Regions from separate parts of the Homo sapiens genome. Here region 2 is linked to region 1. A link is an interaction called in ENCODE POLR2A ChIA-PET data of the cell type or tissue named here. Cell type or tissue: HepG2. All regions are shown on one strand. Each heading gives the region's core, and the rest is flanking DNA. Links, peaks and the distances in the headings are about the cores only. Region 1 overlaps GRIN1 (glutamate ionotropic receptor NMDA type subunit 1). Region 2 holds the start of TOR4A (torsin family 4 member A).

Region 1 (2,500 bases), core at 1-2,500:
CCCCGGAGTGCTCTAGGGCGGCTTCAGTCGGGGGTACCTGTGGCGGGAGCTGGGAGGACGCTGCCTGCATGCCCGCCGGCTCTGTCGCCTCGCAGGTGAACAACAGCAACAAGAAGGAGTGGAATGGGATGATGGGCGAGCTGCTCAGCGGGCAGGCAGACATGATCGTGGCGCCGCTAACCATAAACAACGAGCGCGCGCAGTACATCGAGTTTTCCAAGCCCTTCAAGTACCAGGGCCTGACTATTCTGGTCAAGAAGGTGGGCAGGGGCCGGGTGGCGGGGTGGCGGCGGGGGGAGTCCCTGGAGGGCCCGGGCCGCGCTGACCTCGCGTCCCTCCGCAGGAGATTCCCCGGAGCACGCTGGACTCGTTCATGCAGCCGTTCCAGAGCACACTGTGGCTGCTGGTGGGGCTGTCGGTGCACGTGGTGGCCGTGATGCTGTACCTGCTGGACCGCTTCAGGTGAGCGCGACCCGGGGCTCAGACACCTCCATCTGCGGGGCGCGGAGCCGGCCAGGGGCGGGGCAGGGCCGCCTCTCCCGCCCTCTCTCCCGCCCGCCCTCTGCGCCCCGCAGCCCCTTCGGCCGGTTCAAGGTGAACAGCGAGGAGGAGGAGGAGGACGCACTGACCCTGTCCTCGGCCATGTGGTTCTCCTGGGGCGTCCTGCTCAACTCCGGCATCGGGGAAGGTAAGGCCCCGCCCGGCCCGCCTGGTCCCGCCTCGGCCCTCTAGGGTCTGACAGAGCCCCCCGCCCGCCCACAGGCGCCCCCAGAAGCTTCTCAGCGCGCATCCTGGGCATGGTGTGGGCCGGCTTTGCCATGATCATCGTGGCCTCCTACACCGCCAACCTGGCGGCCTTCCTGGTGCTGGACCGGCCGGAGGAGCGCATCACGGGCATCAACGACCCTCGGGTGAGGCCTGGCCGGGCTGGGGGAGGGAATGCGAGGTGAGCTGGGGTCGGCCTCGGTTAGGGGCCTGGGGAGCCGCCGCCGCGATCCCTGCCCTCCGACCCTGCAGCTGAGGAACCCCTCGGACAAGTTTATCTACGCCACGGTGAAGCAGAGCTCCGTGGATATCTACTTCCGGCGCCAGGTGGAGCTGAGCACCATGTACCGGCATATGGAGAAGCACAACTACGAGAGTGCGGCGGAGGCCATCCAGGCCGTGAGAGACAAGTGAGGCGCGGGCGGCCACCCTGGCGGGGCGGGACAGGTGCGGGGAGGGGGAGGGTGGCCTCCACCGGGCAGGAGAGCGTCCGGGCCGGGCACCCCGGAGGGCGCGGGCGTGGGGCTTCCAGGCTGGCAGGACCAAGGCCCCCGTGACTCCGCCTCTGCCGGCAGCAAGCTGCATGCCTTCATCTGGGACTCGGCGGTGCTGGAGTTCGAGGCCTCGCAGAAGTGCGACCTGGTGACGACTGGAGAGCTGTTTTTCCGCTCGGGCTTCGGCATAGGCATGCGCAAAGACAGCCCCTGGAAGCAGAACGTCTCCCTGTCCATCCTCAAGTGAGTGTCCGTGCGCCCGCGTCCCTCCTCCGCCCCTCTCCGCCAGAGGTGGACGCCCTCCCCAGTGCCAGACCACTCCGAGGCCACCACTGATTTCCCACCCAGGCCGGGCGCTGCCCACTCCACGCCGCACCCTACCCCGCAGGCCCCGCCCCGGCCCCGCCCCCAGCTTGCTCCTTCCCGTCCTGGGCCCCGCCTCACTGCAGGCTCACTTGTTCCCACCGCCAGGTCCCACGAGAATGGCTTCATGGAAGACCTGGACAAGACGTGGGTTCGGTATCAGGAATGTGACTCGCGCAGCAACGCCCCTGCGACCCTTACTTTTGAGAACATGGCCGGTGCGTTCTCCTTCATCCATTCTCGGGTGGGTTCTCCGTGGGCTGCGGCCTCCCTGGCCAGCAACTGAGGCTCTGGGTCCCGGCACACAGGGGTCTTCATGCTGGTAGCTGGGGGCATCGTGGCCGGGATCTTCCTGATTTTCATCGAGATTGCCTACAAGCGGCACAAGGATGCTCGCCGGAAGCAGATGCAGCTGGCCTTTGCCGCCGTTAACGTGTGGCGGAAGAACCTGCAGGTAGGGCAGGCCACCCTCCGAGGCCTGGTGCCCAGGGCCCGGCCTGGCCACGGCCCTCCTCCATCCCCGAAGGCCGTGGCACTGGCTCTGGCTCTGGTGGGCAGGACTGGAGCTAGGAGCCATGGCCAGGGGCAGTGGTGAGTGCTCCCAGGGCACGGGGGCAGCACCGGTGGGGGGCTGCCTGCAGGTGGCTGCCCACTGCAAAGCCGGGGCCGAGGGAGGCCACGCACCCTGCTCCAAGCCTCCGCCTGGCCCCTCTGTCTCCAGAGTCGCCCGCCGGTACCCATTCCATAGGAAGGCAATCAGGCAGGGTAAGACAGGGGCCCGCCTGTGTATGGCACGTGAGTCCAAGATGCATTTTGCCCTCCGCCGACCCAAGCCCCTTGACACCCTTCGGAGACCCCCCCCTTTCCTGCTATGTCCT
Region 2 (9,678 bases), core at 6,434-8,933, 110 kb after region 1:
TTCTTTCTCTCATTTGATTGTGGCTAGAAACAGGCTGGGAACCAGGAGTGCAGCTTCTCGGAGTACGTGGCTGCCCCACGGGGTGGGATGTGCATTTTCAGTCACATTTGGGGAGAGCACGCGTGTTCTTAAGTTTTTAGCGGGTTCTAGTAAGAATGGATGTTGATTTTTAGAATTCTCTCCTGTTTATTTTTTAACATTTTGTGGTGGGAATTTGTGAAAGAATACGAAGTCAAGAGCATGGTACGGTGAGGACCCAGCACCATCTCCAACCTCCCCGGGGTCCACGTGGGGTCTGCGTGTGGCCGCCTGTCCCTCAGCACGATGTCTGGGTGTAAATCTGAGACATCACAGCATGCAGGCTGCAGACGTAGGCATCTCTACAAAAGAAGGATGCGTTTACAGGAGAATCGCTTGAACCTGGGAGGCAGAGGTTGCAGTGAATCGAGATCACGGCACTGCCCTCCAGCCTGGGCGACAAAGCCAGACTCCGTCTCAAAAAAAAAAAAAAAAAAAAGGGCGGGGAGCCGGGCTTGGTGGCTCATGCCTGTAATCCTAGCACTTTGGGAGGCCAAGGCGGGTGGATCACCTGAGGTCAGGAGTTCCAGACCAGCCTGGCCAACATGGTGGAATCCCATCTCTATTAAAAATACAGAAATTAGCCGCGTGTGTGACGCATGCCTGTAGTCCCAGCTACTCGGGAGGGTGAGGCAGGAGAATCGCTTGAACCCAGGAGGCAGAGGTTGCAGTGAGCCGAGATTGCACCACTGCACTCCAGCCTGGGTGACAGAGCGAGACTCCGTCTCAAAAAAAACAAATAAAAAATAAGACTGTCTTTAAATGCCTTTAAAAAACTGGCCAGGCATGGTGGCTCACCTTGTAATCCCAGCGCTTTGGGAGGCCGAGGCGGGCGGATCACCTGAGGTCAGGAGTTCCAGACCAGCCTGGCCAATGTGGCGAAACCCCATCTCTACTAAAAATAGAAAAATTAGCCCGGCGCGGTGGCGCACGCGTGTAATCCCAGCTGAGGGAGGCTGAGGCAGAAGGATCGCTTGAACCCGGGAGGTGGAGGTTGCAGTGAGCTGAGATTGCACCGCTGCACTCCAGCCTGGCTAACAGAGTGAGACTCTTCTCAAAAAAAATAAAAACCAGTGACCACGGACCACGGGCCACTGTCACATCTGAGCCAGGTTCACTGCCGCTCCTCTGCCGACTGACTGCCTGACAGTGGCTGCGCTTCTCCAGGTGTCTCCTGCCTGCTGTGTGGACGGTCCCGTCAGGGTTGGGATGCGCCTGCTGTCCCCTCTCCTGTCTCGCAGTCTTGGGTTCCCCGGAGTTGCAGGAATCAGGGCATTTGCCCAGTGGGGCCTTGCTGCTGGATCCCCTGGTCGGGACTGTGTGCCTGCCACGTGTCCCGTGGCCACCTGGCCATGTGGCCGGCCAAGGCCCTGTGAGATGTGGCAGGCAGGCACCTCGGGGGCCTGGGTCTCCTGGAAATGTTTCTGTCACTCTGGGCGCAGGTGGCGCCAGCTGGGTTGTCCTCATAAAGGCCCCATCCGGGATACTAGGAAGGCCATCCTCAACCTGTCCGCACACGTCACCTCCATGTGGCCTGGCCACAGCTCCTTCAGGCATCAGTCTGCAGGCGGCCGCCCTCCCTCCCTGCAGGGGCCCCGTTTGGGGCGTTGTGCTGGCTCTTGGCAAATGTCTGCCAACACCGTGGCTTCTGTGCTGTGGTCGCACGTGAGGCGTCTGTGGGCACGAATGCTGTCTTTGTTGTGTTTTGGTGTCTGGCTTCAGAAAAGAATGTGGAAGAGTTTCGTTCTCTTTCCTGTGGTTCAGTGTAGCTGGCAGTCAGGGAGAACTCTCTGCAGCTGGCGCCGGCCCTGTATTTGTTAGGCTTGTTTCTCCTGGGCTCGGCTGCTGGGCAAGGCCTTTTGGGACTGGAGGAGCACCTCGTTTTTCTGTCTCCTTCTTCCTCCACCCTCCTCCTGTCCCCGGGCTGTCTCCCCCTCCCTCCACCCTCCTCCTGTCCCTGGGCTGTCTCCCCCTCCCTCCACCCTCCTGTCCCTGGGCTGCAGCTCTGCTTCCCTGCCACAGGTCCCACCCCCTGCCTGCCTCTGTCCACTTCCCACCCCCCTCTTCACCTGCTGAGACCCTGTGCTTCTCATCTCAGAACAACTGAGAACTCTCATGTGAGCACCCCCAGAAGTAGGTTCTGAGGTCTTTGAGGACAAGGGTGCCCTCTGGGGTGGGCAGGGTGAGTGGCACTGGGCTGATGCCTGCTGTGTCTGCAGTGGAGACCTTTGGCGACTTGGCCTTTGGCGACATCTTCCTCCACCTGCTCACGGGCAACCTTGCGCTGCTGGCCGACGAATTTGCCCTTGAGGACTTCTGCAGCAGCCTCTTCGATGGCTTCTTCCTCACCGCCTCTCCAAGGTAGGCCTGCTGGGTACCATCCGGCCCGCTCTGTCCTCTCAGCTCTTGTCCGTAGCAGCCTGAGAGGTGGCTGCTGTCCCCAGCCTGGGGCGGAGGGTCCGCAGGTGGGTCTGTTGGGCACCAGGGCTCGCATGTGGCCCTGCAGGGTGCCTGGGCACAGCTGGGGAGGGTCCCAAAGGCTGGCCATGTCCTGTCTCCAGGGGCCTTGGCCACCTGCATCTGGGCTGGGCCTGGGCAGACAGCAGGGCCTGCCTCCTGCCCCAGCCCTGCACGGCCTTTTCCAGGAAGGAGAACGTGCACCGGCACGCGCTGCGGCTCCTCATTCACCTGCACCCCAGGGTGGCCCCGTCTAAGCTGGAGGCGTTGCAGAAGGCCCTGGAGCCTACAGGCCAGGTGGGTGCCCGGGGGGGCTGCATCTGAAGGCACCTGGTCCCTACCAGCCCGTGTGTGCTTGCCAAGCTGCCCTTGTGGTGCTTGTGTGTGGTCGGTGGGCACCCACCCCTGTGCCCCCTGGGCCTGCCCATGCGCCTCGCCTGCCCCATGGTGTGGTTCCCCGCAGAGCGGAGAGGCAGTGAAGGAGCTTTACTCCCAGCTCGGCGAGAAGCTGGAACAGCTGGATCACCGGAAGCCCAGCCCGGCACAGGCTGCGGAGACGCCGGCCCTGGAGCTGCCCCTCCCCAGCGTGCCCGCCCCTGCCCCGCTCTGAGGGCCCTCCAGACCTGCTCGGGTGCTGGGGCCATGCCGAGTCGCGGCCCTGCTCAGCCGGAAGAGGCTCCCGGACCTGGATGTACAGGGCAGTCTCTCTTCCCGGGGCTATGGCTGGGCCTGTCCTGCCGTCATGGCCCCCTGCTTCCTGCTCCTTGGAGCTGGCTCCCGGACCTTGCCCACCATCCATGCAGTGGCTCCCAGGGCAGAGCCTCTCCTTGTACTTTGGCAGCCATAGAAAGCGTGCTCATTTTCTGTTTTCCTGTGTTAGGAAAAAACCACCTGTTTTCCAAGGGGAGAGGGCGGGGCCTGAGGGTGGGGGCGGGGCCTCTTCATTGGCCCAGCTTGGCGAAAGCGAGGCACACTGCTTACTGCCTTGGGGTTGTGGAGATGGACCCGTGACCTCGTGGAGGCCGTGTGGGGGCAGCAGCCTGGCCTGTGCCATGGTGGGTGTCCTGGGGCCTGTGCGGAGGGAGCCACCTCACCCTGCAGCCCAGTTTGCAGGTGTGGCCTTGTTTCTCCTTGCCCAGCAGTGCTGCCTTCAGCGGCCGTGACGGGGCCAGCTGGACACACGGTGAGATTTTCTCGTATGTAAATAAAAGGCATTTTGGTAAACGTGGAGGCTGAGATGTCTCTGTGCCTGCCCTGAGGTTGGATGTAGCTCAGATGGACACAGGCATTTGTGCTATGGAGCCAATACTTGGGGCTTTGTGGGCCACAGCCTCTCTGGACTGCTCAGCCCTGTCTGTGACCAGCAGCTGGGGACGATATAATAATTTCTGGGGGAGGTTGATATAATAATTTCTGGGGGAGGTTGATAAAATTTCTGGGGGAGGATATAATAATTTCTGGGGGAGGTTGATATAATTTCTGGGGGAGGATGATATAATAATTTCTGAGGGAGGTTGGCAGGAAGCCCTCACCCTCGGGGCTTTGGTGCCCCTAAGACGCAGATCAGCTGCTTTGTTTTTGTCCTGCGATTCCAGGGGGCACCTCTCACCTCCTGGTGCACACCAGGGACAGGAGCCCTGGAGGCCCAGGATGTGCCATGGGTCACAGGCACAGAGCCAGGGCCATTTCCAGCAGATGAGACCTCAAAGCCGGGCAGCAGTTCATAGCATGCAGGGGCGATGGCCCGGCTGCCAGGTGTCACTGTCCTTGGCTCGCAGCATGCAGGGGCGATAGCCTGGCTGCCAGGTGTCACCGTGTCCTCAGAGACGCCTGTTGGCGAGCTCGCCTCCCTGGAGTGTGAGGCCACAGCTGAGCAGGTTGGGACCTGTTGGGTGAGACAAGCCCATGGTGCTGGGATCTCGTGGGTATGGGAGTCTCTGAGCTGGTATCCTCTGGGGCAGAGCCAGGGACGCCTGGGACTCTGTTGCACCTGTGCATGGGGCTTGTGGTCTACACTGGGAGATCTGTGCCTCAGTTTATTGTGGTCTACACTGCCGGATCCATGCCTCAGTTTATCCAGTCATGTCTCTCCAAGAGCCCCAGGGCAGGCGGAGAAGTCCCAGCCTGAGGGCTTTGGTTGGGAGCTGGGGACCCAGGTGAGGCTGGGTGTCTGGGGCTGGCCTGGCTGGTGGGTGGAGGGCGCAGGTTCTGGGTAGGTGTGAGCAGCAGAGGAGTCTTGGAGGGTCCAGGGCTCTGAACCTGCCCAGGTGGGCTGTGACGGGAAGATGAAGGGCTTGTCTGACAGGCACATGCAATGGGTTTGGGGCTGTGGAGCTCAGAAGAGACTGGGGCCAGGTTGTGGATCTGGATGCTGTCATAGGGAGTGGTGTTTGAGCTACTGACTGGGCCAGATCAGCCCAGGTGAGGGAGAGCAGCCGTGTGCTCTGGGCGGGCCTTCCTGGCCAGCTGGGGCGGGGGGGTGGCAGCTGGCAGCAGATTGGGTGCCCCACAGCCCAGGGAGGAGGGGCTGAGGAACAGTGCTTTGGAGGGAGAGCTGAGGAAGCAGGAGAGGCCTGGAGACCCAGCTGAGAGGCACTAAGGAGTGGGATGAAGGTCAGTTCCGGCCAGGAGTGCGTGCTTTTTTTGCTTTTTTTTTTTGAGATGGAGTCTCGCTCTGTCGCCCGGTCTGGAGTGCAATGGCGCAATCTTGGCTCACTGCAAGCTCCGCCTCCCGGGTTCACACCATTCTCCTGCCTCAGCGCCCCCCCCACCCCAGCATCTGGGACTACAGGCACATGCCGCCACGCCCGGCTAATTTTTGTATTTTTAGTAGAGACGGGGTTTCACTGTGTTAGCCAGGATGGTCTCGATCTTCTGACCTTGTGATCCACCTGCTTCGGCCTCCCAAAGTGCTGAGATTACAGGCGTGAGCCACCGCGCCCGGCCTGGTTTTTTTTTAAAGATAGAAGAAATAGATGTTTCTGGGCTGATGGGAATGACCCAGTAGGGTGAGGAGTGGAGGATGGTCCAGGGGCTGGGCTGTCACTGAATGAGCAGGTGGCCGGGGTCTCAGCACAGCAGGGGTGTCCTCAGAGGAGGGCTGATGGGCGCAGATGCTGGGGTGACGGCTGAGGAGACACTGGGAGTCCACTGCTGCTGCCTCCCATTTTCTCAGGTCTTGGGCTAGGAGGCAGGATAGGGGGAAGTGGCAGGGGAGAGGACGAGTAGAGGACTTGACTGTAGGAGGAATGGTCAGTGAGTGGACCCGGGTGCCTGGTTTGGTCACTGGGCAGCGGGCGCGTCCTGTCCAGGGCGCCTGCAGGGGGTGCCAGGCCTACGGGTGGGGAGTGAAGGACAGAGAGTGAGGAGCCCGTGGGTGAGGGACTGGTGAGGTGGAGGGTGTGAATTGCAAGGACTGGGATGGGACCGTGCGTGGACGGCTGAGCCTCGGGGGCGCATGGTTACTGTAGCGAAAGCCTTTAGGGGCAGAAAGAGCAGAGCTGCCTGAGCGACTGGGTGTGGACGCTGCTGGGAAGTTAGGGAGAAGGACTTGGTAGGGGAGGACCGAGGGCCCAGGCACGGGAGGCATCGTCTGGTGAAGTGAAACCTATGGGGAATTTGGGAGGAGAAGTGGGGAGGCTGCCCACGGTTTGGGGAAAACAACCTTGCTGGCAAGGGCTGGGGGAAGCAGTGAGGGTGAAGTCCTTTCAGAGGCTGAGAACATGTACTGTGTTTGTGGGTGATGGACATGAATTCTGGGCGCAGCGGCAGGGCTGGGTTGGGTAGGGAGGCGGGAGGGGAGGCCTCCTGGAATGGGAATGGGTGTGATTGGGGGTGGCCCTGGGTATCACAGGAGATGGTGATGGCCCTGGGAGCTGGGGTTCTGGGGCTCCCTTCACCCCTGTAGATGGGAGAAAGTGCAGGGGGTGAGGCCTTGGCCCAGGCCTCAGATTCACCTTTGACCCATAGGGCCAGGTCTTGGGGCACCCCTTGAGCGAGTCCCTTTCCTGCAGAGGGCTCTGGCCTGAGGATTTGCTGGGCCAGCCTCTGGCAGAAGCAGCTCCAGCCCTGGGTGCACTTGGAGGCAGGGCAGAGGCTTTGCTGCAGGTTTTCCAGGGCTCGGTCAGCCTGCATCTGCCCGAGGGCCTCCCCTCCAGGGTCCTCTCTGTGTCAGAAGAAGCACCGAGACTCAAAGCCTGAGGCCCCCAAAGGACCCCAACCTCCGTGCTGGGGCCACGGGGCCTGGACAGCCAACCTCCTTCCGCTCTGGTCCCACAGAGGCCGGGGAGTGGGCCCAAAGAGCACCAGCATTCCACCTGGTGTGTGCGGCCCCCGCGGCCTCGACAATTGGGGATCCGGGCCCCCGAGCACCCCTTGCACAGGGGAGGGGAGCCCTAGGCCTGGCTCCTGGAGGGGAGCGTGATAGTCCGGTGGACCCCATACCCTGGAGAGAATGGAAACCCCCAACCCACGACCGGTTTCCCTGATGGAGCCTGTCTGGTTGGGTGCAGTGTGTGAGGAATATACAGCTGGAACCATCAGGCCCGGGCTGGCTGTTGGGAGGAGTGGGGCGTCCCTGGGACTGCGGGGTCCTGAGCTGAATGCCAGCAGCACTGGTGTGGCTGGAGCGGCCACCTTGCCCCTCCTTGGAAGGCGGCTTCCAGGCTGGGCCAGGGTAGGAGGAGTCCAGGGTCCTTTAGGCAGGCCGGCAGGGGGAAGGGCCCAGAGCTCCAGCTCCTGGCTCCCGGCCCAAGTTGTTTCTAAATTTGTTCCCCAACCCCCACAGGGACCCTGAGCCGCACGTGGTTTTTTCCGTGATAGAACTTCCGTCTGTGTGTGCTGGCCTGTCCTGGGCAGGGGGCTCCAGGCTGGGGACGGAGGAAGGGGGAAAGGAAAGACAATGAGCCCACTTTGGGGGGCCCCCGATTGGGGTCAGGAGGGGAATGAAAAAGCGGGGAGAGGAGTAATAAGAGAGGGATTGGGGGTATGCAGCTCGGCAGAGGACCCTGCCCGCCCCCTGTGCTGCTGCCTTGCTCCCGCCTTGCTTACACAGGGCCTGGAGCCCCTCCCCCCAGCTGTAAGCCCTGTGTGTGGGGTGACAGGTGGAAGGGATAACCTGGGGGAGGTGGGGGCCCTGGAGGACAGGCTGAGGTGCAGGAGCCCAGGGTGGGGGCACAGCATGCAGCAGGGGCCCTCGGCCTCACCAGGTGTCCTGAGCCTGACCAAGCCAGGAGGGCTCTGAGCGCTAGAGAACTGAAGCGGGAATGTGACCTCCGGCCAGGGGATCTGGGCAAGCCGGCCAGGCCTCCCCCCTTTGGCGCCTCCGTCCAGCCCAAGTCCCGCCTGGGCCGCACCCCCTGACTCACTTCCTTTGCATAGAAGCGGAAACCTCCCCAGAGCTTCCTCTACTCCGGCCGGCCGCTCCCTGGGGACCCACAGGTGTCGCTGCCCCTCCAGGCCGAAGCTGGCCCAGGAGGCCCCTGGCCCACCCCCTCGCCCTGGGAGGCGCATTTCCTGCTTGGAGTCTCAGGCCCCAGCGTCTGGCACAGGCAGGGGCCTGCGGAGCTGAGGGCAGTGGACCAGCTGCAGGTAGGGGGTGGGTTGGGGCCCAGGGCCCAGTTCCTGCCAGTCAGTGGCTCTCTTGCTCCGACCGGCCTCTTCTTTCTGTCCATCTTTTCGTTTCACCTCCACTAGTCTCCGGGGGGCTCCCTGCACTGCTCAGCTCGTTCACTGGAGGGGTGTTGGGAGGACCCCAGTTTTGGAGTCGGGGCTGGGAGGCCTGGGTTGAGCCTGGGGACGGGGCCCGGGCCTATTCTCAAAATCATAAGTTCCAGCCAGACCCCCGCCAAGTGTTCTGGAGCGTGTGGGGGCGTCTCTGAACTCCTGGGCGCTCAGGCCTCTGCTTCCCGCGGCCCCTCCTTGGGAGACGGCCCAGTCCAGTGGGAGCCGCGGGCGGGGGCAGGGTCCGGGGGTGACTGTTCACCCCAGTGGGCGCCTGGGCGGCCACTGACTCCTTCGACGACTCCTCCAGGAAGCCGGGGCGGCCACCAGATAAGCCTCTACCCCGCCACTTCCTCAAGGCCCGCGGCCGTTTATGGGAAGACCCGAGAGATTTGCATCGGGGCCCTGCGGAGGGGCGGAGGGGCGGAGGGGCGGAGGGGTCGCTTGCCGGTCTGAGGGGCGAGGCCGCGACCAGGCCCCTGGCCCTGGGGCAGCCCGGGCCGCACCCCACGGGACTCCCAGGGGGTAAGATCACTCCGGGGACCGGTTCCGGCGGCCCGCGGGAAAGGGCAGTGGCGGGAGTCCAGAGACCCTCCCCGTCTTCCCGTTGCAGGGAGGGCGACCTGTATGCGGAGCGCCGTTCCTGCGACATGGACCGCGGCCAGCCCAGCCTGGAGCCTGCTGCCGCGGCCCCCCGAGCCTCGGGCCGGTGCGTGATCGCGCCCGTGCGCGCTGTGCTCCGCCTGCGCCGCCGGGTGTGTGTCCTACGCAAACGGCGCCTCCTGCAGCCGGGTGGGGGGCCCGACGTCGGGACCGGGGCGCCCAGGCCGGGCTGCAGCCCCCGGGCACCGCGCGCGGACCTGGACCAGCCAAAGTTCTTCACCTTCGACAGCCCCGCGGAGCTACCCTCCAGGACGCCACGCAAGAAGCGCCGGCGCAGCCGCCTGGTGCTTTACCCGGAGACCTCGCGCAAGTATCGGCCGCGCGTGGAGCACAGGAGCCGCGCGCAGCGCTGCCTTCTGCTGCTAGTCGCCATCGTGGGCTTCCAAGTTCTCAACGCTATCGAGAACCTGGACGATAACGCGCAGCGCTATGACCTCGACGGGCTGGAGAAAGCGCTGCAGCGCGCGGTGTTCGGCCAGCCCGCTGCCGTATCGCGCATCGTGGCGCTGATGCGGGACTACCTGGCCACGCATGTGCACAGTCGTCCGCTCCTCCTGGCGCTGCACGGGCCCAGTGGCGTGGGCAAGAGCCACGTGGGCCGCCTGCTGGCGCGCCACTTCCGCTCGGTGCTGGAGGACAGCGCGCTCGTGCTGCAATACCATGCGCGGCACCACTGCCCCGAGGCGCGCGCCGCACAGGACTGCCGCGAGGAGCTGGCGCGGCGCGTGGCCGACGTGGTGGCGCGGGCCGAAGCGGAGG

Evidence for each region. ChIA-PET counts read pairs that join two places held together with the same protein. Peaks named below come from ENCODE experiments on the same cell type or tissue, not always from the same donor. Only the 100,000 strongest peaks of a DNase experiment are listed, where the experiment ranks them.
Region 2: POLR2A ChIA-PET joins it to region 1 with 5 read pairs; 7 of 35 experiments call an interaction of 5 or more read pairs at or near these places.

Annotation. Positions count from the first base shown.
Region 1 is chr9:137,161,829-137,164,328 of GRCh38, forward strand. GRIN1 (glutamate ionotropic receptor NMDA type subunit 1) reads left to right here. Exons shown (of 20, transcript NM_007327.4): 11 at 96-260; 12 at 344-462; 13 at 576-688; 14 at 763-911; 15 at 1,018-1,175; 16 at 1,341-1,502; 17 at 1,731-1,840; 18 at 1,931-2,076. Among named protein-coding and RNA genes, the nearest start is that of MIR3621, 6.2 kb to the right of the region's middle. RefSeq lists an enhancer at 959-1,458. In HepG2, for the core only: a CTCF peak has its summit at 1,091 (motif pointing right); no DNase peak of the experiment used is centred there; H3K4me3 peaks cover 431 bases; H3K27me3 peaks cover 2,055 bases.
Region 2 is chr9:137,269,784-137,279,461 of GRCh38, forward strand. It overlaps TOR4A (torsin family 4 member A), which reads left to right and starts at 7,943. Exons shown (of 2, transcript NM_017723.3): 1 at 7,943-8,124; 2 at 8,870-9,678. The coding sequence starts at 8,907. NELFB (negative elongation factor complex member B) reads left to right here. Exons shown (of 13, transcript NM_015456.5): 11 at 2,298-2,439; 12 at 2,724-2,832; 13 at 2,999-3,759. The coding sequence ends at 3,145. RefSeq lists enhancers at 1,462-1,961, 5,023-5,202 and silencers at 7,844-8,163, 8,444-8,503. In HepG2, for the core only: a CTCF peak has its summit at 7,974; DNase peaks (open chromatin) are centred at 7,298 and 7,928; H3K4me3 peaks cover 2,500 bases.